Linked DNA regions of Homo sapiens: regions 2, 3 and 4 are each linked to region 1. A link is a contact called in ENCODE Hi-C or POLR2A ChIA-PET data. All regions are on one chromosome and are shown on one strand. The core of a region is the stretch at or near the end of the contact, and the rest is flanking DNA. Distances in the headings are between cores, read along the strand shown.

What was found. Hi-C counts contacts between places; a loop is a spot of excess contacts on that map. ChIA-PET counts read pairs that join two places held with the same protein, here RNA polymerase II (POLR2A). Pooled maps may share reads with other maps.
Region 2: a loop to region 1 is called in a map of IMR-90, with 9 times the contacts of the local background. The contact joins the enhancer-like site here to the promoter of BNC2 in region 1. A Hi-C loop is called at or near these places in 3 of 168 maps with a recorded cell type or tissue (IMR-90, chondrocyte and ovary) and 5 of 50 pooled maps. POLR2A ChIA-PET finds 5 or more read pairs at or near these places in 3 of 52 experiments (GM12878, MCF 10A and OCI-LY7).
Region 3: a loop to region 1 is called in a map of endothelial cell of umbilical vein, with 2.5 times the contacts of the local background. The contact joins the enhancer-like site here to the promoter of BNC2 in region 1. A Hi-C loop is called at or near these places in 6 of 168 maps with a recorded cell type or tissue (IMR-90, ascending aorta, chondrocyte and 3 more) and 6 of 50 pooled maps. POLR2A ChIA-PET finds 5 or more read pairs at or near these places in 1 of 52 experiments (AG04450).
Region 4: a map of gastrocnemius medialis shows a loop between it and region 1 (4-fold over the local background). The contact joins the enhancer-like site here to the promoter of BNC2 in region 1. A Hi-C loop is called at or near these places in 4 of 168 maps with a recorded cell type or tissue (ascending aorta, chondrocyte, gastrocnemius medialis and 1 more) and 4 of 50 pooled maps.

The regions. Positions count from the first base shown.
Region 1 is chr9:16,866,346-16,872,984 of GRCh38, reverse strand. BNC2 (basonuclin zinc finger protein 2) reads left to right here and starts at 2,315. Exons shown (of 7, transcript NM_017637.6): 1 at 2,315-2,339. The coding sequence starts at 2,337. RefSeq lists an enhancer at 4,352-5,551.
Region 2 is chr9:16,411,270-16,417,908 of GRCh38, reverse strand. BNC2 (basonuclin zinc finger protein 2) reads left to right here. Exons shown (of 7, transcript NM_017637.6): 7 at 1-6,639. LOC124902125 (a long non-coding RNA gene) reads right to left here. Exons shown (of 3, transcript XR_007061425.1): 3 at 2,533-2,620. Among named protein-coding and RNA genes, the nearest start is that of LINC03041, 140 kb to the right of the region's middle. Within about 2 kb of position 4,293, at least 2 of the 41 ENCODE cell types and tissues checked have a DNase peak (open chromatin) inside an H3K27ac peak, as active enhancers do.
Region 3 is chr9:16,507,308-16,513,946 of GRCh38, reverse strand. All of the region lies in intron 5 of BNC2 (basonuclin zinc finger protein 2), which reads left to right. Among named protein-coding and RNA genes, the nearest start is that of BNC2-AS1, 220 kb to the left of the region's middle. Within about 2 kb of position 3,751, at least 2 of the 41 ENCODE cell types and tissues checked have a DNase peak (open chromatin) inside an H3K27ac peak, as active enhancers do; they include endothelial cell of umbilical vein, where a contact is called at or near this core.
Region 4 is chr9:16,527,440-16,534,078 of GRCh38, reverse strand. The region is part of intron 5 of BNC2 (basonuclin zinc finger protein 2); the gene reads left to right. Among named protein-coding and RNA genes, the nearest start is that of BNC2-AS1, 200 kb to the left of the region's middle. Within about 2 kb of position 3,243, at least 3 of the 41 ENCODE cell types and tissues checked have a DNase peak (open chromatin) inside an H3K27ac peak, as active enhancers do.

The DNA of each region.
Region 1 (6,639 bases), core at 1,066-3,565:
ATAATATGCGAGAAGTGTTTACCACACATTTTTCCACAACAAAATGATGCACAGAATCCACGAATGCAGAAATCTTTGAAAGGGCCAGGAAACAGTCAGGAATTTGGACCCAATCAGTATAGGGAACTGCAAGTGCGTGTTAAAAAGCTGGATCCACGTGAATAATAAGCCTAATCCCATTTTCTTTCTTTTTTTTTTTTTTTGCAGATGGAGTCTCCCTCTGTCGCCCAGGCTGGAGTGCAATGGCACGATCTCGGCTCACTGCAACCTCCATCTCCCGGGTTCAAGCAATTCTCCTGCCTCAGCCTCCTGAGTAGCTGGGATTACAGGCGCCCGCCACCACAGTTGGCTAATTTTTGTATTTTTAGTAGAGATGGGGTTTCACCATGTTGGTCAGGCCGGTCTCGAACTCCTGACCTCAGGCGATCCGTCCGCCTCGGCCTCCCAAAGTTGGATTATAGGCGTGAGCCACCGCGCCCGGCCACCTAATCACATTTTCAAGACAGCTGTGGCTACTTGGGACTCTCATCAGCGGCTCCCGAAAAATTTAAAAAAATCAGTTACTGTGAAAATTTATATTAAACTAAGACCGGACTCTGCAAAGAAAATAAAACCATGTAATTCCAAGGCTACATATTTTCAAAGGAATTTAATTCTGTCCTCTGAATGCAATTAAGTAGTCTCTCTCTCTCTCTCTCTCCGTTTGAGGAAGAGAGAAGGGAAGAAGGGATGATTCTCACTTTTCACTAGGAACCGGTAACCATACCTGCTGTTCTGCCAAGTCTTCGCCGATTCTCTGATTTCTTAGTGCTCAGGGAGTATGCTTGAAACCTATGCCTTCCTCCCATGTTAGATAACCAGAAAGTTTGCTGTAGTTATGATAAATCTGCATAACTCGGAGATGTTTTTGGCACAAAGTGTACGTTAGTTAGATGATGATGATTAAGCTCCCCCCCCACCCCCGCCCCATTCTTGCGGCCGGGGAGTGTGTTTTGCCTGTATTTAAGAAATATCGTTCAGCTGCAGGCGTGTGCGCGCTTAGGCTGTAGTCGGCGTTTCTGAGTCTCCAGGGCAGGGTGACTTGGGTCGGCTGAGTGTCACCCACAGATGTGACTGTTCTTTCCCCCGCGGGCGCGACAGCCTCCTTCCTCTCCAGCCCGAGGCCCGCGGCCCAGACCACGGGAAAGGGAAGGAAGCCCTCGCCGCAAGCCGGCGTCTGGGCCGGCACAAAACGCTCCGCCACCAGAAAAACTTTTTTCCCCCAGCTGCGCGCAACTTTTGGCCTTTTCTCCCAGCACGTTCGCGTCCCAGGTTTCTGTCCGCTGGGTTTTCCTCCGCCTCACTCGCCTTCTCCCCAGCGGCGCGCGGAGGAGCTGGGCTGAGAGGGTCGCGGGGAGCCGGGTCGGCCGCGGCTGGGACGCTGGGGAAGGGGCAGGGGAGGAGGGGGCGTGCGGGGCTGGGGAGGAGGAACTGGTCAAAGGGGACAGAGACGCCCGAGTGCCCGAAAAGGAAAGAGCTGCCGCGGTTTGCTGCAGTCGGAATAAAGTTCGCGCCCTTTCCTCGGCGTTTCGCAGCCTCCTCTCCTTGCTCCGCTCCCCACCCCCGCCCCGCAATTTTTTTTTGTGTGTGTGTGACAGCTGGGCGCTAGCGGCCACCTCTACCTCCACGCCCGCAGCTCCCCGGGGGGGGGGGGGGGCGCCAGGGTTGTTTTTCCATCCCCACAAAGTTGTTTTTTCCATCCCCAGAAAGAGAGAGCAAGAACAACCCAAACAACAAACAAGCCCCCAAAGAAGTCACGGGGCGGTGGGGGGAGGGAGAAACATACATCCTCCTTCCCCAAGCCCCTGGACCTCTGAGGACAAACAACACAACGACCGACTTTTATTTTGCAAAAGGGAAGCAACATTGTAGTCACGACAATTCTGCAGAGAGAGGAAAAACTTGTGGGGCTTGCACGGCCGCCGAGGTCACCTCGCCCGCCGGTCCCCCGCCTCCCGCGAGCAGGGCAGCCCCCTCCCGGGACAAGCCGTTCCCTTTTTTTTTTTTTTTGTCCCGAGGAGGAGCCGGGGAACCGTGCCGGCTGGGACTCGGGGCGCGAGCGCGACCCCGGCGCGAGTGTAAATCAGTCACCTGAGCGCAGAGGGGCCGCGGCGAGGGCGCGCGCGGGCGGGCGGGGAGGCGGAGGCGGCGAGAGCGGAGGCCCGGAGGAACTCGGAGGGGGAGGGAGAGAAAGGCCGAGACGGAGGGAGCCAGCGGCGGCCGAGGGGCTGGTCCAGGCGCGGCCGCTAAGAGGAGACCAAGAGGCGGGGGCTGCACTTGACAACCAGCATGCCGAGATGGTAAGAAGTTTCCACCCTCCTTCCTCTTTTATTCTAGACTTCCTCAGAAATGACCCCCGCGCCCGAGCGCCACCGGGGCCGCCCGGGGGCCGTGTCCGCCCTCCGGCCCGCGGCGTGAGGGGCAAGGGGCGCTGAGGAGGGCGGGCCGGGGACCAGAACCCCGGTCCGACCTGATCCCCGCTGCGCTCCCAGTGGCCTCCCCTAAACTTGGCCCCAAGTTTCTGAGGCGAGCTCTAGGTGGGAGGGTGCACGTGAGAGGGGGCTTCTCAAGGTCGGCCCCGCTCGCGGCTTCCGCGCGAAGGTGAGCGGCTGGCTAGGGGAGGCTCCAGGGCGTTGGGGACGGGCTGGGGGGACGAGGTGGAGGGGAGTGGGGGATGAATGGAGCGCTGGCAGGAGCTCGGGGAAGAGAGGAAGGCGGCTGGGACCTACGGGAACTTTTACAACTTGCCGCCGAGTGAGGGACCGGCGGCTGGGCGTGGGTGCCGGGTGCGCTGGGGCGCAGCCGCCCGGGCCCGGCACGTTGACTCTTCCTCTCCCCTTGTCTTCACATTCGGAATCTTCCCGTGGTAAATGGAGATGGGAGGAAATGCTCCCGCAGGCTTTACGGAGAAGGTGCAGAACGCAGGGCAGGAAAATCAACCTTGCAGAGACGGCTCTTTTCGAAGTGCAATTCTATAGGAGCCGATTTGTTTTACTTGCACGTTGACTGGAGGGTGGGATTTGGGGCCTGGGGAGGGAGCAGAATAAAAAATTATATATGCTGAAAAACCCTAGGTGAAATCTCCTGTGAAGTGAGTTTAAGGTTGAAAAAAAGTTCCAAGTGCAAGTGGTGGAGGAGATGGGCTGGCTTTGCCAAGCGAGACTCCAGCACAGCCCCTCTACGAGAAGCGACTTCTTTGCAGCGAGGAAGCGTGCAATTAGTTCGCCTGGTGATGAGCCGCTCTGTCCGCTTTCGGGGAAGTGATTTGTTAGAAATGGGGCTTGACCACTCCCTTCTTTTTAGTTTGCTTCCTCCCAGCGTCGCTATTGTTACCCCCACTTGGGGATCTGACATGGTGTATTCCGTATATAGAGGGAACATATGAGAATACAGGTGAGATAGCGGGTTGGCATTTTTTCCTCTTCCCTGCTCCCTAATGTGACATCTCTTGTTTCAGTGATCAAAGTCACAACTGGAGTGTAGGAGATGGGACTGTCAAATGCAGGGGCGCGTACACACACACACACACACAAAAGCAAGAGCCCAGGACTGTGGTTACAGTAACGCTGACAGAAATTAAAGTGGTTTTGAAAGCAGCGTGCGATTTATGATGGTTCCCATTTACCCTAGAGTCAAGCTGTTGTAAAACTGACGTACAAAAGACATCATAAAATAATCCTGTGTACCCAGGATTAAAGTGGCAAAAAGTGGCCTGTTTTATTTTTATATACTTCGTGGACACTTGGAATTGTTGAAAGCCGTGTTTAAGTGAGACATCACAACAATATTAAATATATCTGTTTAGAGCTTGAGAGTTTTTCTTCTAACGGGCGTTTTACACAAGAACACTGTAAAAGCCGGTGGCAGGTATTATTTTTCTTCCCTTTACCCTAGCCTATGTTAACTATTTGTCTACACATGTATTCCTATATCCTAATGACTTTGAACTGTGGCTAAGCCTGTCTGCCTTCCACTGCTTTGTATTCTGCAATTTCACGTGTTACTGTCCACACGCATACATGCTTTAAATGGGAGGAATTTATTTCTGGCACGTTACTTAGTGTGTCTGATCTGAAGATGTACCCTAGTAGTGAGACCTTGTACAAGTTAACAGAACATTTACTTTTTGGACAAACACACACACACACACAATCCCTTGTGAGCCTTTAGAGAGTATCTGTGTTTTATATTTGTAGCCGTTTCATGTAAACTGTTCAGTCTTAATGAAGTTCTTAGTTCCCAGAGTGCGCTGTATTAAAAGTCCAGATTGCTAATCACTTTACCAAAGTACAGGAGTATCTTTACCTGAGGGAAGTAATAACGAGCTTGAACCTGAACTTTGTTTTGAGTATCTTTTGAGAAAGGTCTGAAACTTTTTTTCCTCTTGAGAATATTAAGTTGGGTGGTGTTTGCATGTAAGACTTTGAATAAGAATAAACTGTGCATTATATTTTACAATTAATATTAGGAAAATGTTAATAGCAGTACATTCCTACTACCTGATTTTTTCTTCTATTTGAGATGTAAGATATCTGTCAGATAGAGATATGTGATTACAAAAAGAAGCAGACAAAAGCAGAGCTGACTATTGCTATATTAAAATGTAAGTGTTACAGTTTGAATTTTCAAGTGAGAGTTCTTGAGTTCAGTGCTTTACATAACATTTTGTCCTAATCTTGCTTGCTGTCAGGGATGTTTCATGGTTGTGCAATTGCTGCAGTCAAGAATGCCAATTTGCATTCCAGGAGTGTCATTTGATTACTTTTATCTGCACAGCTCCAAGACCGGCCCAGACCTCTCGTTTCATCTTGCCATGTCACGAGTCAATGCTGTGTCGTCTTTTCAAAAATCTGCCTGATTTAGACAAGAAAGAAAAGTACTTTCATGTTGCAGCCGCAGTCCCCTGCTAACTTGTCAGCAGCAGGATATGATTCACTTGGGCCCAGAAGAATGGAACAGAGAGGCGGGTTAGGCGGTTCAATAAAGCCCACGGACAGGTAGTGTGTGACATCCCCAGAGAGCCGCAGTTAATGAAGAACAGGTCTGCTTAGTTCTCCACACGCTGACCTGGTGCTGTCCCCACAGTTTTCTCATTTGATCTTTCCCAGCAAATTGATCTTTTCTTGTATTTTTTTGCCTTCCAAGTTAGTCCTTGTGGGACTGAAATTAGCAGAGCAACTTAAGTTGGATAATACAGCTGTTCAGAAAAGAAGAAATTGGACACTGGCTCAAAAAGGGGTGGGGGTGGGGGGGTAGAGGGAGCTATTCTTTTTGTTGTTGTTCCTGGGAATATTTCTTATATTAAGGGAGTCCAAAATAGATGATGACTTGAAGTTAGTGGTTTCCTTTACTTTTAATTTTACAGTTAAGGGTTCAGCACGGTTTTAAATATTCCTTAAGTATTTGAAAGATGGCCTTAGTGAATATGAGGAGTTCAATTTAGTACTGTTCACATTCACTTGTTTGAGATGATTTGCCAGTTGACAATGTGGCTTTTATGGTTATTGTAAGATGGCATACTTCAACTGTATTATTTATAGTCTTCTAAACAACCTACGATCCCCAAATATCCAATACTAAATTGCAGGTAAGATTAAACAATAAAAAAGTCATTATACTAGTATTGTGTATAAATACTATGGTACATGAAAATGTTTTCTATACTATTAGCATCTTTGTTTTATATAAACCCCACAGATACAGTTCATGAAGTGTTTTTTTCCTGAATTTTTGAGATTCTGCATTTAAATGTAGATTTTTAAAACTGAGACCAGACCACAAGTTTGAATTTCTGTGGATGTTCATACATGTTGTTGTTTTTTGACATTAAAATTAATTTTAGACAGGATGGGTAAATTTATGTCGTATGGTTTAATCTGATTAAAGTTTCACTATAGAATTCTGTACATAAAGCTTAGGTTGGAAGCAGTTTATAGATTCTTAACTTGATAAATATATAAGGAGCAACGCTTTCTGATTTACTCAGCAGATGGTCTCATTTACCATCTACATCCTTACAAGAAACAGAGTGGAAAACATTTCTTGTGGAAGGGGAGGTAGCCTCCTCAAATCTTTCCTGTTGGATGGGAATTATATAGTATCATTGGTTAGTAAAATCCCCTCTGAAGAGCTAGAGGGAGCCTCATGATTTTATTAGATATACTTAAGGTTTAAAAAACACTCTGGCCATCAGAATGTTGCACAAAAAGAGTAGGTAATGAATACTGGCTCAGTGTTGAGGCTGGGAGGTGCTATTATGGTTTTTTTTTTTTTTTTTTTTTTAAAAGTGACAGAAGCAAAAGAACTTTCTACAAGAACAGTCAAGGCGTCAGCTAAGCTTTCTAGGCTTTTGCCTTTCAGGTGATTTGAAGATCAGGCAAAATGCAACCAGATACTATATTTTAAATGTTTTGGTTTGACTAACTACTGTTTGTAGTTTTTGTCAACTGAGGGAGTTACTCTCGTTTTAGGAGGCCAGTCTTCAGAGTTCTATTAAAAGTAGCTTCCTACGAAATCACCGAGAAGTGGGTTAACTTCTTTTAGTTTATGAAGGACAACCCCTTTTCTGTAAATGATGGTTTTGGAGTAGTTCTACATACA
Region 2 (6,639 bases), core at 3,044-5,543, 460 kb after region 1:
TTAAAAAAACACTTGGTGATTCTTTCAAGTGCCGAATGTTATTAGAATCAACATTGCATCCTTCTTGCTTATACGTTAAGTTACATAAAAGGAAAACAAAATTATGTGGTGTGAAACAGCCAAGGCATTTATTCTTCAGAGGCAGGATAATATTTCAGGATACAAAAGCCCAAATTACCCGCTACGGAACAAAGATGAATACAGTAAAAGAGTCGAACACTCATTTCCAAGGCCCTAACCCTTATCCTTTAAAAAGAAATCCTCTGAACTGGGTCGGTCTGTTGTATGGCTGTCTAATTTGTTGCAAATTCTGCAGTCGTACTATAATTCAGGCCTGTTTGGTAGACAAAATCAAAAGGCATTTAACAGCAGCAGTACTTGGAAGCTTTGAAAACATGTGCTAAACTTGAATGGAGCAACACTCCTTTCTGAAAAGCCAGAAGAAGGGGGTTTTAAAGCAGGATCTCTCAATGTTCAGTGTTTTGTGTTTCCCCACACGATTTGTCAGAGAGAAATGAAAGCAAGCCTGAAACCAAGCAATTGAGAGTGAGAAAGAGGAGAGAGACTATTCTCCAAACCTTTTTTGTTTTGTTTTGTTTCCGATGTTTACACATGTTGCCTGAGCTGGTTAACCACATCGGCAGCCTCAGCTACCACAACATACTGACTAAATGATGATATTTACTCAAGTTCAGTCTGCAGCCAAAACCATTAGGGTGTGCATTGCAGACTGTTTTGTTGTCTTTTTTTTTTCTTTTTTCCTTTTTTTTTAAGTGGAGGGGAAAAGAAGAGATAAACAAGGAATATTTTGTCAAACAGTACACAATAATTTAAAGAGAATGTATTTCTTTTTTGCATTTAATGGCCTCAGACATTTCTTTCATCAGTCTAAAAGTTAGAAATATCCCTTTATTTTAACTTTTATGTCGTTTCCATTTTTCATGTTTTTGTAATTATTTTTTCTATGTTCACATCAGCATTCACTTCCGTTAAATTTGCCAAAGGAAACTGTTAATATGTTTCTGTTGTTATTATTCCTGTAGGATTTATTGTACCTCACAGTATTTATTGTTTCCCAAAATAAGCATCATTAGTTGGGGATTCAGTATTTTTGTTGTGAAAATTTCAGAAACAATAGATTCTTAAAGATAAGCTAGCTATGTCTAGGAGCTTTATCTTTTCACCTCCTTCAGAGGATGCTATGGGGTCCATTTTAATTCTTCATTTGTTCTACGGGGAGGAAAGACCAAAAGTATTTGCAGTACAAAAGAAACTATATCAAACACTATGTTAAATGACAAGTGTTTATGGTAAAAAGCTGAGGAATTAGTAATAATCGTTTTTGTTTTCTTGTACTTTGAATTCCCCAAAGTCTTAATTGCTTTATTTTGGTGTTGTGTTAAATTGAACAGACAGATGTTTTCCTTTGTTTTATACCATATAAGACTCTGTACAGTATGTTTGTGAAAGATTGAACTAGAATAATGAAAGTTTGTTTGCAAACATTTTGGTCCTCTCAGCGTTCTCTGTGTTGTGCTGTTGCCCCATTACCAAATGGTTAGATTCAAAAAGGGTGGGAAAAGATTTTTAATATCCCAACAAAACATTATAGAAACTCTGGCTTTTGCAGTGTGCATAGACTACATGTAGTTTTATGAAAATAAATACACATTTTTATTTCAGCAACTTTGAAAAGTTACACTCAGTTGAGTTACTAGAACTCATCTTGTACAACAGCAATGTTTAGTCTGTTTAATTTAATGTCAAATAAAAGGTCAGATAGCCCTCGTGAGTGAATTACATAGCTGTCGGCAGTCACATCAGCAAATGCACCAGGCTTAGAACAAATGTTTGTTACTTGCTGCAAACCAAGCTAATGTGTATAGCCAGTTAGAAAAAGTCCAGAAGTAATGAGATTCTAGAAGTAGAGTTTCCCTTGCTTGGAAACATGAATGTGTTCACCTGTGTTTTGTCAGAGAAGTGGCAATAAGTCCTGGACAGCTGACACTTTTTAAGTATCTCCCCTATTTGCTACTACTTTTGTGCCTCAAGTGCCCAGTCGTTACGGTGGCCTTCTAAATGAGTAAATAACATTTTCCAATATAAAGCCTATTTGCTTAAAAGGGACAGGGGAGTGGATGGATGTAGTACATGCAATGGAAAATCATAAAATGTACAATTCTTCTGTTTCCAAAGTATTGCTCGTTCTTGAGTGTGTGCCTGAGTGTCTTGTTTTGACTTAACTAGAATTCTAGTTAAGATGGTGATCCCATGGCTTATTTGCAAACAGGAAGGATAAAGAGATCAGCGTTTTAGTCATGGAGCTCATCTTTGCCCATTCCTACTCATTTGCTTTTTCATAGGAGTTTTTTGTTGTTAAACAGTTTCTCTCAAGCCACATGCATTCTATGCTGGCTGAAAATTAATAGTGATGTAGATGTTCATCCGACAAGCTTTTCCCCATGTGATTGGTTTTAGCCAGAGTTTATCACAGGTACAAAATTAGGCGGTATGACTGTGCATGTTCTCTAGCTGATGTTGAAACTTGTACTGTCTTGATCATTTAAAACTATGTTTTTGTAAATATCAGGTTTAGTCCGCTTTCGGGAATATCTGCATGCTATGGAAAGAGAGAAAAAAAGGATAGATAATGAGGAATTTGGTTTAAAAGTGTGATAAAAATCCTTGGCATTCTTTGTTCTGATATTAATTGTATTTAAATAAGTCAACCCAATGTAACTCATTCCAGATCTTAGTCCAGCTGCCCTGTTCAGCCTGATGCCTTTTAAAGGTTTAAAGGTGTTAATGTTTTCCTTTTCAACATGGCAAACATTTTTTAAAACCTTTTTGGCACAATGGTGCCACTGTCCTCATAGTGTTATTTCTTTGGTCATGAATTTTCAGGCCCTTCCAGTAAGAGGAGAAAGGCACTTAACTGGTTAACAGCCCCATTATTATACATTGCTCTAAGGAAAAAAAAAAAAAAAAAACTTTGAATATATCAAGAATGGGCTATTCCAGAGGCTTCTCCTCAGGAGAAACTATGCACTAGGTTCCCACCAAATACAATGTGACCTTTTTTTCCCCTTTCTCTGTACACACCCCAGATATGTGCCAAGCAAATGAGAATGAGGGCCGTTGACAATTAAAGCATAAAGAAGCTAGTCACCAGATTGAGATGGACATGCTGCTAACTGCTGACAGCTTGACCTGAGCAGTCCTAACTTGTATCTGGTCTGTTAGCATTGGGTTAGATTGACTAACAGAGTAAATAAAATTCACCTGTCATAAGACACGCTACATCTGCTATCATCAAGAAACAAATCATCCAGAAGAAACTTTTTTTCATCCTGTGGTCACACCCTTTTCTTAAGAGCTTCTTTTTTAAAATTATGACAAACGAATTTCATTCTTTAAAATCACTTATCTTCTCCCAAACTTGAAGTATTTAAATTAGGTGGTTTTGCTTTTCCCTCTCATTGTTTATTTTTTGGGGATGGATCTAAATGAGTAAGATGAGCAATAAAAGATACCAGAAAGACTGGAGGGATCACAGTGTTTTCATCAGAACTAAGTAGAGGGTCGGTTCCTGCCCTGGTTTTGGGGTAGCTAGAAAAGGAAATCATGAATGCACTGGAAATGTTGGCTCGAGAGAAAAGACTGGCATAGCTCTGCCTCGCAGTGGGTGAGAGCGTATTGATCGTAGGGACCTGCAGAGTTCCTATGACCAGGTGAGTCGGCTCTGAGGAAGGGGTTAGGAAAGCAAGTACAGCTGCATGAAATAGCTGAAGTTCCTTTGGGGTCAGGAAGAGCCGACAATTGTGGGGTTTTGGTTGCTTTTGCTTTGTTTTTGAGTGGGAAGTGTTGCTGGAATCCCCTGAGAACCGAAAGATGCCAGGGGTCAGCAAGGCTATAGAAAAGGCCAGTGGTAACACCTCGTTTTCATCCTAACAGAGGAGTAGGTGCGAATGGCACCAGCATGGATCGTTCCTTTCTTGATCATTACTCATGCTTGCCACTGTAGCAACACAACAAAGCCATGATTGTAATTAATACTAGGCTAAAGACCTTGATCAAAATGGGAGCTCATTTACTGTTCTATGAGGTATGTAAGTAACTTCTCTTCACATTTTCCCTCAGAGATAAACCACACGTGGTAGTCTTGTTTGCGTTAGTACTAAGGTCATGTTTGATCTGTCCCAGACGAGTCGCATATTTCCTGTAGCTGGAGTGTTGCTCACCATAAATGGTCATTTTCAAAAAGTATTGTGTAATTCCAGCTGTACAACTGACCAGTGAGTTATCTGTCATCACTGTTGCCCACATACCCGTCCTTCCTTGTGTAGTTTCATCATCCTCATCCTTCCCACATCTTGCGCAAAATGATTTTCTGTGCTCATTCGGCAATAACTATGTTATTCGGCATACTGTCTTTTTGGCATTTGTTGAAAAATCCAAATGCTTTTAATCCAAAAGATTAATCCAAATCTTTTTTAATCCAAATGATTTTAATCCAAATCCAAATAACAGGAGGTTAAAAAAAAAAAAAAAACTAAGCATTTTTACATGTACACTGAATTGGATCAGCATTATTGTTCATTATAATGCTATATATATTTTTGGAGCAACATACTATAGTTGTCATAAAACTATCTTTATTCTTCTCCTCTAAAGTGCTGTTGTAAATTCATTTGACCTTTACTGCAGGAAAAAAAAAAATCTTTTTTATATAGGATATGAAGACCAAGGCTCAGTCTGTAACAAATAGTGGACCATTACAAAAGAGGAAAGAAAAAAGCCAGGGCTGAGCAGCAAGAAGCTTCAGTTCAATTTCACCTCGTATCTTTCTAATAACATACTTGTCACTTTATTACCTTCCAGTAATGTGAACGCTGCTGACAAGACTGTCACACTAACAGCAGACAACACCCTCTCTGCTTCAGCCCAGCTCTCCTGGCTACTTATTGCCCTGGCCCTGAAGGGACACAAACTAATAGTGTGCTTTCCAGTTCAGCACTTGGCCATCAAATATAAAAGGATGCGTAATTGCCTGTTTATCCCCTTGTGAAGGAGAAATTGACTACAAGGGCTAGGCTTTCCCATCGAGTTCCCTGATGTACACACACATCCACAATCAGTCAGTCTCTCTCTCTCTCTCTCTCTCTCTCTCTCTCTCTCTCTCTCTCTCCCCTCTCTCTCTCCTTCCCTCTTATTCTCCCCTCCTAACATACAAGCACATACACACACCTACTGTATCTGTGGGAAGCCCAAGGCTGCCTCTCGATGCCCTCTCCAGCTATTAAGTGGACAGTAACAAGATGACTTCTTAAATAAAGGGTCAGTAGAGAGATGCTGTCTGTGACGGCATCCTTTGCTTCTTTGAAAACTTAAGTGTTAACAATTCCATCTTGAGAGTAATGGGTGTGGCCCTATAATTAGAGCAAATTTTCCTGCAAGTCAGTGGCATAAGTAAGATTATATTGCCCCCTAATCTGTAGGGAAAAGATTAAAATATTTTTCTTCCCCTTCAAAAAGTGCACATGTTGTAAACTGGTTACGCACAGTGGTCATTTTTTTTTCTTATCCTTGGCATCAAACCATGGACGTAGGTGTACAAATGCATCTTTCAATGACCCCTCCAAATCCATAGTGTAACATGATAGATTAACTTTTGTCAAACTGGACTGACAATCTAAAAAAGATGGCGTCAGGCTTTTGACTTTAATCGTTAAAACAAGGACCACCCTATGAGTAAAAGGTAAATTCTCCACTTTGAAGAACTTTGGTAAGTACAAGTACAGGGAGCTTTAGAAAATCGAGTGATGGGGACCAAAGGTACAAAGGAAGAATACATGAAAATGTTATATTCCAAAATGCCCTGAGCCCAAAGATTGGCTGCTATTTTTGTATATTGAAATACTCAAATGATGGTTGGAAAGTGACTAGTTAGTGACTAAATGAAGTGCAAGATCTATCAAGCGTCTTCTTTCTGGGACTAGGGGATGCCATGCTTCCTTCCAACCTTCCCGCAGCGCATCTCAGAGAAGATAGTTGGCCCCATTACAAACAGTCACATTTCAGTAAGATATTAGTCAGCCAGGTAAGACACGTGCAGGTATCGGTATCATCTTCCATATGAACTTTAGCAAGGAGAGAACAGCAGCAGATTTAGGGATAGACAATGTAACAGGTCTATGTTGACAAATCTGTGCTAAATAATTTCATGAACCAGTGTGGGGACTGGGAAGAAAAGCACTTTGAGCAAGGACTCTTGGGTTCGAGCAAAGGCAATTAGTTGACATGATACTTCTTAAGTTCCTCAGTATGTATATGTTACAATCGTTTATCAGACATCTTAATAGAATCCTAATTGAAAAACCAGTTGCCAAAATTGCACAAGTTCTGCTCGCTGATACTAGCTTTCTCCCCTTAACTCTAAAATACCAGGGATGCTTAAGGACGTTTGTAATAGTTTTTTTAATGCTTTGTTTCACTTTTTTAAAAAAGAATCTTTGAAGGGAAGGAAGAGCAGAAAGAAGTATTTTAAGAAAAATGGAGAGAAGTAGATAGTATTGAAAGTATATTTCTTGAAGAGAGAGTATCTAAGTGCTATACCAAGATTTTATAGGGCTTCCTGTT
Region 3 (6,639 bases), core at 2,502-5,001, 360 kb after region 1:
CATTTAATCTCATAGGGCATAAACACGAGCGTAGGGTGGAATAACAGCCTAATGTTTTGAACCCCATGAATTTGCTAATCCATAGGAAGTTCCATTAAGAAACTCCCTAGTTCATCATTCATAGTATTTCACCTGTAGCTCTAATCCCCAGGCCCATGACTGCCCTTCTCTCTTCTGAGTTGTGTGTCAGTCTTCAACCTACGGTCCTTCCCGACTATGGACTCATGTACAACTCTGAATGAAACTAGCATCTTTCAAAGAAGAGTCTAGTTTTCTTCCTGGTCCTGTACCCCTCTGTGTTTCGTTGTACTAGAGAAATTTCTTATTTATTAAGAACCTTTTCGGCCTGGCGCGGTGGCTCATGCCTGTGATCCCAGCACTTGGGAGGCCGAGGCGGGAGGATCACGAGGTCAGGAAATCGAGACCATCCTGGCTAATATGGTGAAACCCGTCTCCACTAAAAATACAAAAAATTAGCGGGGCATGGTGGCAGGCACCTGTAGCCCCAGCTACTCGGGAGGCTGAGGCAGGAGAATGGTGTGAACCCAGGAGGCAGAGCTTGCAGTGAGCCGAGATCGTGCCACTGCACTCCAGCCTGGGCAACAGAGCGAGACTCTGTCTCAAAAAAAAAAAAAAAAAAAAAAAAAGAACCTTTTCTCATGTCTTAGACCCGTGTCTTCATAAAAGCTATTTACTTTAATAAAGTTTTCACATTTTGAGGGGAAAATAGTAATAAATAACATTCTATACCTTTCATTTGCATGAACACTTTATTTCATTATTATGTTTTTCTTTTCTTTTCTTTTTTATTTCATTTGAGACAGAGTCTCATTCTGTCACCCAGGCTGGAGTGCACTGGTGTGATCTCAGCTCCCTGCAACCTCTGCAGGTTCAAGCGATTCTCATGTCTCAGCCTCCCAAGTAGCTGGGATTACAAACATGCGCCAAAATACCCAGCTAATTTTTCTATTTTTAGTGGAGACGGGTTTCACCATGTTGGCCAGGCTGGTCTCGAAATCCTGGCCTCAAGTGATCTTCCCCCCTCAGCCTCCCAAAGTGTTTGGATTTCAGGCATGAGCCACCACGCCCAGCCATATCTCATTATTTTTTAAAAGTTTATTTTGTATGAAGAAAGTTATGCTTTATGCCAGTGCTACCCTTCTCCAGTAAAACAACTAATTGATGGTTGAGATGATTGTTTTATTTGATGAAAAATGATACTTTTATATCAAAAAGATTCTTACTAGTTTTTTATAGAAACCCCTTAAAACATCAAAGTTTTATAGTGTACATAAAAGATGTGTTTGTCCACATACTAACCTCGCAAATAAATGTATAAAGTAAAACAACAAAGTAGTTTTATTAGATGTGCCTTTGTCATCATGCAACAAGTTAGTTCAGTTGGTTGTTTATTTAATTACATTGTGCTCAGGTTCTATTTGTGTGTGTGTGTGTGTGTGTGCGCGTGTGTTACCTTTATTGGTCTTTAGGACTGCTGTGTGTCAGCATTATCCCATTTTACAGGTTATGCCACGGAGGCAGAAACAAGCTCTCATCAGTTTGATTGTGAGTTATTGGCTTGAGGATTATTATGACTCATGATATTTTAGTGTCCTCAGTAACAATAACTTTTTAAATTGCTCAGAATTTTATTTACCACATGTTGAAATAGCATGATTTTTAAAAGTACTCAGTCCTTCTATTTGACAGAATAGAATAATTTCATCAGTAATTTGATGATCAAACACCCTTTTAAGGATTTCATTTCCTCATCACTTCAAGGAAAGAAAAAATATTAATATTGAGGAGGGTAATGCGTGTGAAGCTTTCTTCAAATTATGTTTGTGTGTATTCACATGTGTATACAATAGATTAATAGGTAAAATAGATCAATAGATTAATCGCTTGATTCAAACAAATAAAAGTAGGTTTCACATAAATTTTTGATTCTGTTGTATATATTTGCATTAGTATTATAAGTATCATAATGAGATTTTTACGGAGAGCACTTTTGATGGAATTTTAAATGAATGTTTTAATGTATTATTGGCTGGCACAGACACACAAGTACACAAATCCTTTAGTGTGATGGCCTTGTGCTTGTTTTGGTGAAATAGTATTACTTCTATGATACATGAAAAAATACCTTTGCTTACTTTATCGGCAAAAGGTCTTTATTCTTCTGCCCCTGGAGTTAGGTTAAGAGTATATTTATTAGCCAGGTGCAGTGTGTCTCACGCCTGTAATCTCAGCACTTTGGGGGGCTGAGGCCCATGGATTCCTTGAGCTCAGAAGTTCAAGACCTGCCTGGGCAACACAGCGAAACCCCGTCTCTACAAAAAAATACAAAAATTAGCCAGGCATGGTGGCTTACACCTATAGTCCCAGCTACTTGGGAGAATGAGGTAGGAGGATCACTTGAGCCTGGGAGGTTGAGACTGCAGTGAGCTATGTTTGAGCCACTGCAGTCCAGCCTGGGTGACAAAGCAAGACCCTGCCTCAAAAAAAAAAAAAAAAAAAAAAAAAGTAAATTTATTGCCAGGCATGGTGGCTCATGGCTGTGATCCCAGTGCTTTGGGAAAACGAGGTGGGACAATCCCTTGAGTCCAGAAGTTCAAGACCAGCCTGGGTAACATAGCAAGACCCTTTCTTTACAAAAAAATTTAAAAACCAGCCAGACATGGTGTCAGGTGCCTGTAGTCTCACCTACTCAGGAGGCTGAGGTGGAAGGATCCTGTGAGCCCAGGAGTTTGAGGCTGTAGTGAGGTATGATCGCACCACTGCACTCCAGCCTGGGTGACAGAACAAGACCTGTTTCTTAAAAAAAAAAAAAAAAAAAAAGTAAGTTTAGTGATCTCCATTAGCTTTTCTGAGAAAGATTTCATATTAAACAAAAGCTAAGTGGCTATTCCAAGTTTTGCCTATCCTTCTCTCTGCCTTTTGTGGAACAAATGTGTGTTTCCTGACAGCCTTCAGGTATATGTGTAGGTCTGAAAAAGTATTTCAATGAGAATTGCATATTGAGGTCATCTGGAAGGAAATGTAATATTTTGCCCATGTAAAATCTCGCAATCATTACTCAGATTAAAGACAAAGTGAAGCCAGCTAGCTCAGTTAAATTTTCAGTTCCCTCACTTTAGCACCAAATACCACCCTGGCAGTGAATCACCTGAGAATTTCATCCATCACTCAGTGATAAAATTTGATAACATTTGTAGGTCAATTTATTCCCCTGGAATTTCCTCTACACCTTCCCTATCCTGTCATGTGCCATAGTTTGAGGAAGAGGAAATGATTCAAAAATCTGTAAAGGCTTATCTGTTGATTTCTGACCTAGGAAAAAGAAATTAACCAAGTTTTAGGTCTTGTATTTGAAGAGCTGGTGCAAATATATACAGCATGTAGCTATGTCGGGACTTGGTGAATTTCCCTGACTTTGTAGATTATACACCAAATGTAAGGGTAAGCGAAAGAAGAAAGAGTACGTGAAAGGAGGTCAGATACCTCTGTGTTTCCTGCCTTTTTATATCCTAATTTTATTACAGAGGGGCGTTAAGTGGATCTCCTTGCTTTCTTTTCATGACGAAGTAGGAGACTTTCCTTTTGGTAGCTATTGTGCACCTCTAGGAAAATCAGCAACTCAGCAGAAAGGAAACCAGGATGCAGGCCTAGCAGGAGGCTGTCCACCCAGTGAGGAAGTTGGACATTTTCTCTTTTGTAGAGATGACTGATGATCTGTGGAAAAAGAACAGTGGGCACTGAGGCCAGCTTCTCTAAGACAGCTTGAGTGAATGTGTGGCTAGCGCTTCCTTGATTAACAGAGGTCTCCCTGACCGTGGCAATGTGTTATGACTCATAGCCTTGCAGAGATGAATTGTTCCTGAACGGTTTCTCCAACATCTGAGATACAAACAGGTCTTTTAGCCATTTGCTAGACACCAGAAGAAAAAATGGTCTAACCAGTGTAAGACCTGGAAACAGCCTAGAATCTTCAAAAATACTTGCACTCAAAGTCACCTTAATTTTAGAACCCAAAATCTGGACAGAGAACCATGTCAGCTAACCATTACAGTTGAAAGTTCATCCAGGTGACCTCTGTTTCTTAGAAATGTACAAACAACCTCTACATATTTCTTCTTTAGTAGTTAAATGACTTTATAACTTGGAGCTTTGGAGATTCTTTTTAAAATAGCAAGTAATACTGCTTTCTTTGGCCAGATAACAATTTTCCTGCTTTCCTGAATAGAAATTTGACAGGTTTTGGAACCTTATACTTTGGTATGGAACTGAATAGATCTTTGAAGCCTTCAGAATTACTTTTACCCAGGTTAGTAACTTTGACTTACTCTCAGTTTAAACTGTTCCTTTTGCTATCCTGGTTTTCTGTAACTGGGATGGATATGCACAGAGGAGTCGGTTGTTTCTTAATACTGTTTTAGAAAACCTTGTGACGTGGTATGGATTCCCAGTATGTCTGATACCAATGTTACTAGTGAAATTGGCTGAGTAACTTATGTGTGCAAGGTCCTTACTCCCAACAGTTAGAGACATTTATGTGTTTCCTGTCCTCGAGGACTGTAGACAACAGCTGCCTTGCATGAAATGATTGTAGTACATTTACCAACATTTATATGCCAATAAGTAGAAATGTATATGTTAGAATTTGAGGATTTAAGTGTTGAGGTGATCTGTAAGAGAAGATACCAGAGCCAGGTGGCTTTCTTTGACAGCTTCCTGGAGAAGGTGAGACTTGTGCCTAGATATCAAAGTTGCTGAAGATGAAGTGGACATTTGGGGTGAGTTTAAGATGTGCAAAACATTGGCTGAACATGGTGGCTTACGGTTGTAATCTCAATGCTTTGGGAGGCTGAGGGAAGGAGTTTGAGGCCAGGAGTTCAAGACCAGCCTGGGCAACATAGTAAGACTCTGTCTTTACTAAAAATAATAATAATTAAAAAAACAGCCAGGTGTGATAGCATGTACTTGTAGTCCCAGCTACTTGGGAGGCTGAGGCAGGAGGATTGCTTGGGCTCAGAAGTTCGAGGTTACAATGAGCTAATTGTGCCACTGCACCCCAGCCTCGGTGACAGAGCAAGACAATGTCCTAAAAAGAAAAAAAAAAAAAGATGTGCAAAACATACACAGAGGAGGGAAAGAGTAGAGAAGTAGACTGATTTGTGGGCAGAAGGCAGAATATCCTGGATAGAAGAAAAGCAGATAGTTGAAAAATTAACTTTGTGGGGGCTAGCATAGTGTATGAAAATTTGGATTTGGGCCTCTGGGCATAAAGAGCCAAGAACCAATAAGAATTTTGACCTGCGTGGAACAATAGGATGAAAATTTCATGACCAAAGAATTCTGGCCATAATAAATTCAGGTGTGAAGAAATTAGAAGAATTTTCTTCAGATATTCAAGCCAACATGTACATGCCAGAAATACAACAGAATGGATAGTGGCTTGAACGTCTTGTAGGGAGAGAATCAACAAGAATTATGATGTTTTTTTACTGAGCATTAATAGTGAGAGATCGAAGGACTGTGTCTCTTTTGTTGCTTTGTATTATTAATTGCAAGATGTTGGTGATACAGTCTACCCAAGTATGTGGCAAGAATTCTACATACCAAAACCTGTTTAAGAGTTGACTGATGTGTTGGAAATGTCCGCGATGATCAAGTCCAAGATGTCTTTGACCAGAAGTCCTGAGGACCTATGGAGCAGAATAAGTAAGTCTCCTTTTAGGGTTTATAGCAGAATCTTAAAATTTGTTAGTGTGTTGAATTATGGACAAAGAAGCAATGCGGACCTTTGTTGCAGTACTTAAACTTTATATGCTGTTGTTACCTGTTTTATCTCTCTCACTAGACTTCAAATTCCTTGTGGCAGAGAAAGTATTTCTTGCTTATCTTCTTATACTCTGTGCCTAGTAAAATGCTTGATAGGTCATCAATACTCAATGACTAAAATTTTCTGTAATTTGCATTCTCATTGGTAGTGAAGTATTATAATAATGAACGATTGTTATGTACTGTTCCATTTAACTCTATTTTGGAATGTTCTCAATAGTTTGGCCGCTTTAAGCAAGTGGGAGAATATTCTCAATTATATTTGGGTTTGTACTAGTGCTATGTGTAATTAAGGTTCATTTATTTATTACTAAGTGTTTATTATGGACCTACTATATGAGCAAGTTGTTGAATGGAAGCGTAGAAGAAGGAAATAGGCCAGGCGCGGTGGCTCGCACCTGTAATCCCAGCACTTTGGGAAGCCAAGGCAGGCGGATCACAAGGTCAGGAGTTCAAGACCAACCTGGCCAACATAATGAAACCCTGTCTCTACTAAAAATACAAAAATTAGCCAGGCATGGTGGTGCGTGCCTGTAGTCCCAGCTACTCAGGAGGCTGAGGCAGGAGAATCGCTTGAACCCGGGAGGTGGAGGTTGCAGTAAGCTGAAATTGTGTCACTGCACTCCAGCTTGGGCAACAGAGTGAGACTTCGTCTCAAAAAACCAAAGGAAAAAAATGAGCTAGGTGTGGGGGCATGCGCCTGTAGCCTCAGCTACTTGGGAGGCTGAGGCAGGAGAATCGTTTGAACCCAGGAGGCGTAGGCTGAGCCAAGATCAAGCCACTGCACTCCACACT
Region 4 (6,639 bases), core at 1,994-4,493, 340 kb after region 1:
TAGGACTATTTTAAAAAGCACTTACACCATTATTGGTTTAGCTGATGGTCACAAAGTCTACCAGTGTTAGGTAGACGTGGATGTTTTTAAAAACGAATTTTAGAAGTCAGACGTTTTTTGTAGTTACATTGAAATCTGCTGTATTACTACTAAGAATGATTGTCTTAAAAGTTGATTTTTAGATTATGTTTCTCTCTAATAAAATTCACTTCTATAAAATTTTGCCTGCTGCTATAGGAAGACCTATAAAAACATACATTTTAACTCAGAAATATTTTTCCTGCCTAATTATCTCCTTGTTGGCATTTGCTATTTAGTTACATTGTGCTTCCTTTTTATATGTGATTTACAAATAGCAGTAATGTTGAAAAATGTAATGTTTGTTTTAAGTTTATAAACGACAGATTGAAGTAATGAGTTTGTGGATGTACCATGAAATACAAATAGGCAGATTTTTCTTCCTACCTAGGTTTAGTTTTAAAAATATGAATATTTGATTCATCCTCATTTTCATCTTAACAGATACTGCCACATGTTTAACCAAAAGTAACTTATCCCTAAATTTTTCTTACATTTTAATATCTATAAGCTGTCTTATTTTTATTGGCTTTGATTCAGAATTATTTCTCTTTTATGCTTTATTCCTTATTTGTATTTTTATCATAGATCAAATGACAGTTTTCAACAACACACAGATTTGTAATGGCTAGAATCTCATTTACTAATTTATTATAAAAACAGAATAATCTAGGCATTAAAAACCTGTGTGCCTGATACTTAATCTTTGTGTTTGTTTCCAGAGGCATGCAGGGTGTTTCCTGTCCAAGACACAAACCATATATTTCATTTGTCATATCTAATGTTTTTCATATCCAGAAATCATGCTCCATGTTATGTTTTACAAGACTTCATAAAAATAAGTGATCCAAATAAAATTTATAGTTAATTTTTCTGTCATAGCAAAATTATCTCTTTCTCTTCTTTTTCCCACAAGGGTACAGATGGGATTATAAAGTTTAAATGAGTGTATATTTACAAATAAAGTCTTAAGTTTTGAAACTAGACAGTAATTTATTATTTAGACATTGCTAGCGTTGTGTTGGTAGCATTACAATAGCTTTCTAAATGAAAACAAACCAAGCAACCAGCCAACCCTGATTTGCAAGTGTTTGCTGATTTCTCTGGTGAAAATATCCCATGATGGCTGATTTCAGCCTGTCAACATGAGTCACTGAACATGGAGTTGGGAAGAGATGCTTAGTCACACATTATTATATGGTATTTCCACCATACCAGACGTAAGTAGAAGCAAGTAATCTTCAGAGCACAGATAATAGTAAAATGTAGTCAAATAATTATAAGAACATAGATAATAGTAAAATGTCAAATAATTAGAAGTGATGAATTTTGAGTACCTATTATCATTGTTTTTAATTTTTTTCATTGCATGTTTCTAAAATTTAATTTTTAATGTCGTCTGTTTGAACCACCAACTCCCAAAATTTCCGAATGTTTAGCAATCAGCTCTCATAGGCTGGCATGAGCCAGCCCTAGCACACTACTGCACAAAACCATTTCTGGTGAATAGGAAGATAGGTTGTGGTCAGTGTCTATTGTAGGAGAGGATGTCTTGTGTCTGCGTGCCCAGGGAGGAAAAGCAGCCATTTTCTGTTTCAGCTCACATTACTAAACACCACCTGGTCCCATAAATTTTGGTATTTATATTAATATAAGGCCTTGAATGAGAGCAAAATACCAGAGTCTTTTAATAAAAGGACAGGGAAAATAAATATTTTCATTACAAAGATTACAAAAATAAAGATTTTCATTGCAAAATTATTCTTATTTTTTTTTTTCTGTATGTCTCTTGGCTGTTGTATATCTCCCACTTGAATAATAAGCAGATCCTATAGTCAGTGCTTCCTAATGCCACTCCAGTATCAAGGATAAGCTACTTAAATAGTTTTACTCAACAGGATATATTGATAATTTATGTGTTAACAGAAAGTAGTAGCTGTGTTGTTACCAAAAAAAAAAGAACTTAAATCTTTAAAAATTTAATATGCGTTAGCAACTGAGATAACGAAATGAACAGTGTGGAGTTAAAGAATCTCATGCAACAAATGGCAGAATTTTAAGTGCATTTTGTCAAACTTCCCCATTTAAGAAGAGGGTGAGCTCCTTCCTATATTACTATTGGCAGCTTATCGGTGGTGTTAGTCAAGCATTTTGAATAAAATAATATGTTAAAAAATATAATTGATTTCTTTGGGGGAATACAGGAGATCTCTAGATAAATTCATTTAGATGGGTTGACAAAACTAATGGTGTGCATGATTAAGAAGAAAAATTTGACATATTCTGTGTATAACCCTTTGAGTATTAATTCTGACCAGATCACACTGTAAATAATGTTAACTGTCATAAAATAAACACAGCCGGAGTTTGCACCATATGTTTTATAATTATTTTGCAGCTTCTTTTTTTTTGTTTGTTTGTTTTTACTGAAAATGGAACCTACTGATAACTCTGTGAAGTTATGTTTACATAAAAGTAAATTATACTTGCACGTTAACAAACTTGGCTTCACAGACCAGTGTCTCTAGGTTTTTGTTTAAAAAAAAAATTAAATGAAAGAAAAACTTCTCCCTCTCTCGCTTGGTTTTTTGTTTTTTTTTTTCTTATTCCCTCAGAAACATCGTCTCAAACAGAAATCTGCTGTAGCATCTTGTCGCCGCTTTCTTGTTTTTGCACATGTGAAGGAGAAGCCTTTGGAATGCCACCCAGAGGAGGGAAAAGCCTAACCACTGAACTCACAGAGAGTGTTTGGTTTAAGTAGCCCTGGAGTGGCCTTTCAGACTGAGGCTACTGTGGTCTTCTAGTTTGTTTTTGTTTTCTACCTTCTTCCTTGCAAGTGTTTAACACTGCCAGAAATAAAGGCTCCCTTAGAACATTTAAGTAATTTTTAAAACTGTTATTATTTTCATAATCACCATCTCCTCTTGATCTCAGGGGAGGCTAGGCATCCTTGTTTATCTTTAATAGAGCCTTGGAAACTGATAGTGCCAATGGGAGGTGGGTGGCAAGTTTCGTAATATGCCTACCTCCTCCTGCCCCCTCCCGGCTCATTGCTAAATATGTCTCTTGGCAGATCTGACAATATCCATAATTATCAGGCACCGTGAGCCCTGCTGCAGAGCTGCTTGTGCATGACACCTGTCCAGCTCATGCTCTTCCCCTGCATCTCCTCATGCCTCGGCTTGCTGGCTGGCCGTGCGTCAGAGCAACAGTCTGCCGTTAGTGAACTCATTTCTCTTCTTGTCAGATTCTCAGACACCAGAAGTTCTGCCCACACAGCTTACAACATATACCATGGTTTGTGGTGCAATCTTTCACACAGTAGGCATTTCATAAACTTTTGTGAACAAATGCAAAAAGTTAATGCAGATATTTCTCTCAGCATTATGGTTTACATTCTCCCTCTATGAAGTGCTTTTCCCGCTCTTGACAGATTTCTCAGCATAATATCATGTTTTCCATAAAAGTGGATCTTGATCATCGCCCTCTCTCCTAGACAGAGAAAAGCCTTGTCAGTTTTTTTATGAGAGAGAAAATCCAGGGAACCCCAATTGGCTTTCATAGTGCTTAGCAATTCTCATGAAGGGGGTGAAATGTGGAGTAGAGAAATGTACAGTGATTTCTGGAACTTTTGTTCCAGAAGATGTTAATAAGGTGAAGTTGTTGTTAACTAAATTTTGCAGGTATAATAAAACTTGAAGATGAAGCTATATTCAGGGAGAAAATCTGCAAAGAGAGGAATTTCGTAAAGGGCAGGGTGAACAGTAATGCCGCTTCAGTAGTTCATGCCTGTGCATAGTCAACCTTAGAAAGGCTTTTTTAAAAAAAAAAACAAAAAACAAAAAACACTTCACTTTTTTGGCCAGGTGCGGTGGCTCATGCACTTTGGGAGGCCGAAGTAGGCAGACCACTTGAAGTCAGCAGTTCAAGACCAGACTGGCCAACATGATGAAAGTGAAACCCCATCTCTACTAAAAATACAAAAATTAGCTGGGCATGGTGGTCCGTACCTGTAATCCCAGCTACTCAGAAGCTGAGGCAGAAGAATCGGTTGAGCCTGGGAGGCAGAGGTTGTGGTGAGCCGCGATCATGCCACTGCTCTCCAGCCTGGACAACAGAGTGAGACTCCATCTCATAAATAAATAAAAAATAAAACTAAAACCTCAGTTTTGAAGGAGAGGTCATAGATTTCGGTTTGGGGATTTATTTAGTGGAACAGTTGTCAGGTATTCATAGAAGGTTGGATTAAGGATGAAACTTTTCATCCTTAGAAACTACAGCAGTCTATTTAATGAATAGCATACTCAAAAATTATGACTTAATATTTTTATTATTTATAAAATTTTATTCCACTAGAACAACTAGTAATCATCATCTATTATGCAGTTTTGACTAAACCCTTTTTCCACAACAGGGACCAGAATTAGGTAAGAAAATTTGGGAAGATGTCAAAATATATCAAAGCTTCCTTTTAAATATGTGTTATTGGTTTTTGATTATGAAAGTAATACAAAATTAATATAAAATTGAAACATTGCAGTAATGTATAATGCAAAAATGAAAACTGTCCATAGCCCCTTTTTGTAGAGATAACACTTCTCCATATGTTATCATTATCATGTATCTGTGGCACTAATTATGATTATTAGTAAATGGATTCATTCTATGTATATTTTTCTTATATCCTACTGTTTAAAAAATATATCTTGTGGTTGACCAAAAAATATCTACCCACTTCCACTCAAAATATCCATGTCAAATCCCTGGAGCCTGTGAATGGTACCTTATTTGGAAAAAAGGGTTTTTGCAGATGTGATTAAGTCAAGGATTTTAAGATAAGGAGATAATCTCGGACTCTGTGGGTAGGCCCTAACTACCATCCTGTGTATCCGTGTAAGATATTAGGAGATTACATACAGAGCAGAAGACATATGCAAAGGAGGAGGTGAGGTAAAGATGGCGGCAGAGCCTCCGGAAGCTAGGAGAGAGGCATGCAACAGATTATTTCCCAGAGCCTCTGAGTGGAACACAGCCCTACTCACACCTCAATTGCAAACTTCTGGCCTCTGGAACAGAGAGAGAATATGTTTCCATTGTTATAAGCCACTACGGTGGTAGTAATTTGGTGTGGCAGCCCTAGGAAACTAATACAGGCCTCTTTCCACGTTAGTATAGAGAGATCTCATCCATTTTTTGAACCTCCATATAATTTCCCATTATGTGGATATACCATAATTTATTTAGTCACTTATTTAAAGACAGTTGGGTTGTTTTCAGTGTTTGGGCTTTTCAAACACTGTTGTAGGAAATATCCTTATATGTGTTTATTACTGTGTATGTTTGTTTTTGTAGAATAAATATTTAGAAGTAGAATTGCCAGGTCATTATGTAGGTACTTCTAAAACTATTGTATTTTGGGTAAATATGACATCTGCCACTTTGATAGGAATATTTATGCTACTCTATCATGACTCTGGACCATAAACAAAGTAGATAACTATAGAAACCATCTCATATATTAACATTTAGAAAATCAACAGTGGAAGTTGTTCCTCTCAACTCAGTGTTCTGAAAAGCCTGAAAGCTCAATATATACTGAGTTGAAAATCTATGAGAATAAATATCCTCAACAAGTTTTTGTATTTTCGTTTCTCTAGGAACTGAAAATTTCTGTGACATACCTATTGTTTTCCCACCATGAAACAAGAGCTGTTAAAGAGATGACAAGAAAAAATAAGAGAAAAAGTTATATTCAAGAACTATTGTCATTTTAGAAAATAAGTCATATATTATTAATGGAGTTTGTTAGTAACAATTATCTTAAGTAATAATTATTCAAAATTGTAAAGACCAAACCTCTATCGTTTCTTTGTCATGATTTTTCTTCTCATTTTGTCATTCTAACCCCACAGCTCTTCAATCTTTCCTCACTTCCAAGTCCATTTTACTGTTGATAATACAAGATGCATTTGGCATCTGTTCTGTTGTTAAAGCCCTCAGGAAAAATTATAAAGCTGTTCTTGCAAATTCATCATTATTGTTAAGAACCGTAATTTACCTCATGGTTATCTCATCCTTTTTCCACCTCTTACCTGAGCTCCAGGATGACATTGCCTTCCTGGGTGAGGCAGCGTTGCAGCATCTCATCTCTCCCACCTTAATTTGTAGCGATGCGTTGCATTTGGGTGACAGGCAGTTGTTCGTGCTTGAATAACTCAGGATTTGAATTCTACAGTTTGTGGCATCCGTGTAATGCTTAGCAGTAGGTACAGCTGTTAACTATTCGCTTATAAATAATCTTTTTTGCCTCTCAACCTGTCTCCCAGGTAGTGTACCTGTCACCATTAATAACTCTTTAGCCGCTCCCTAGTGATTTGACCTATCAGTTGTCGTTCACAGAAAAGTGGTGCTCTGGCCTGCTATTGAAGCTTATGCAGGTTCTTTCAGCTCCTCAGTCACCCCAGCAGCCATATACTTGTAGGAAGTTGTGTTGGTGGGCTTCACAAGCAGGCAGCTGAACACTTCGTACAGTTTGATAAAGGTGGCATTACATTTTGAACA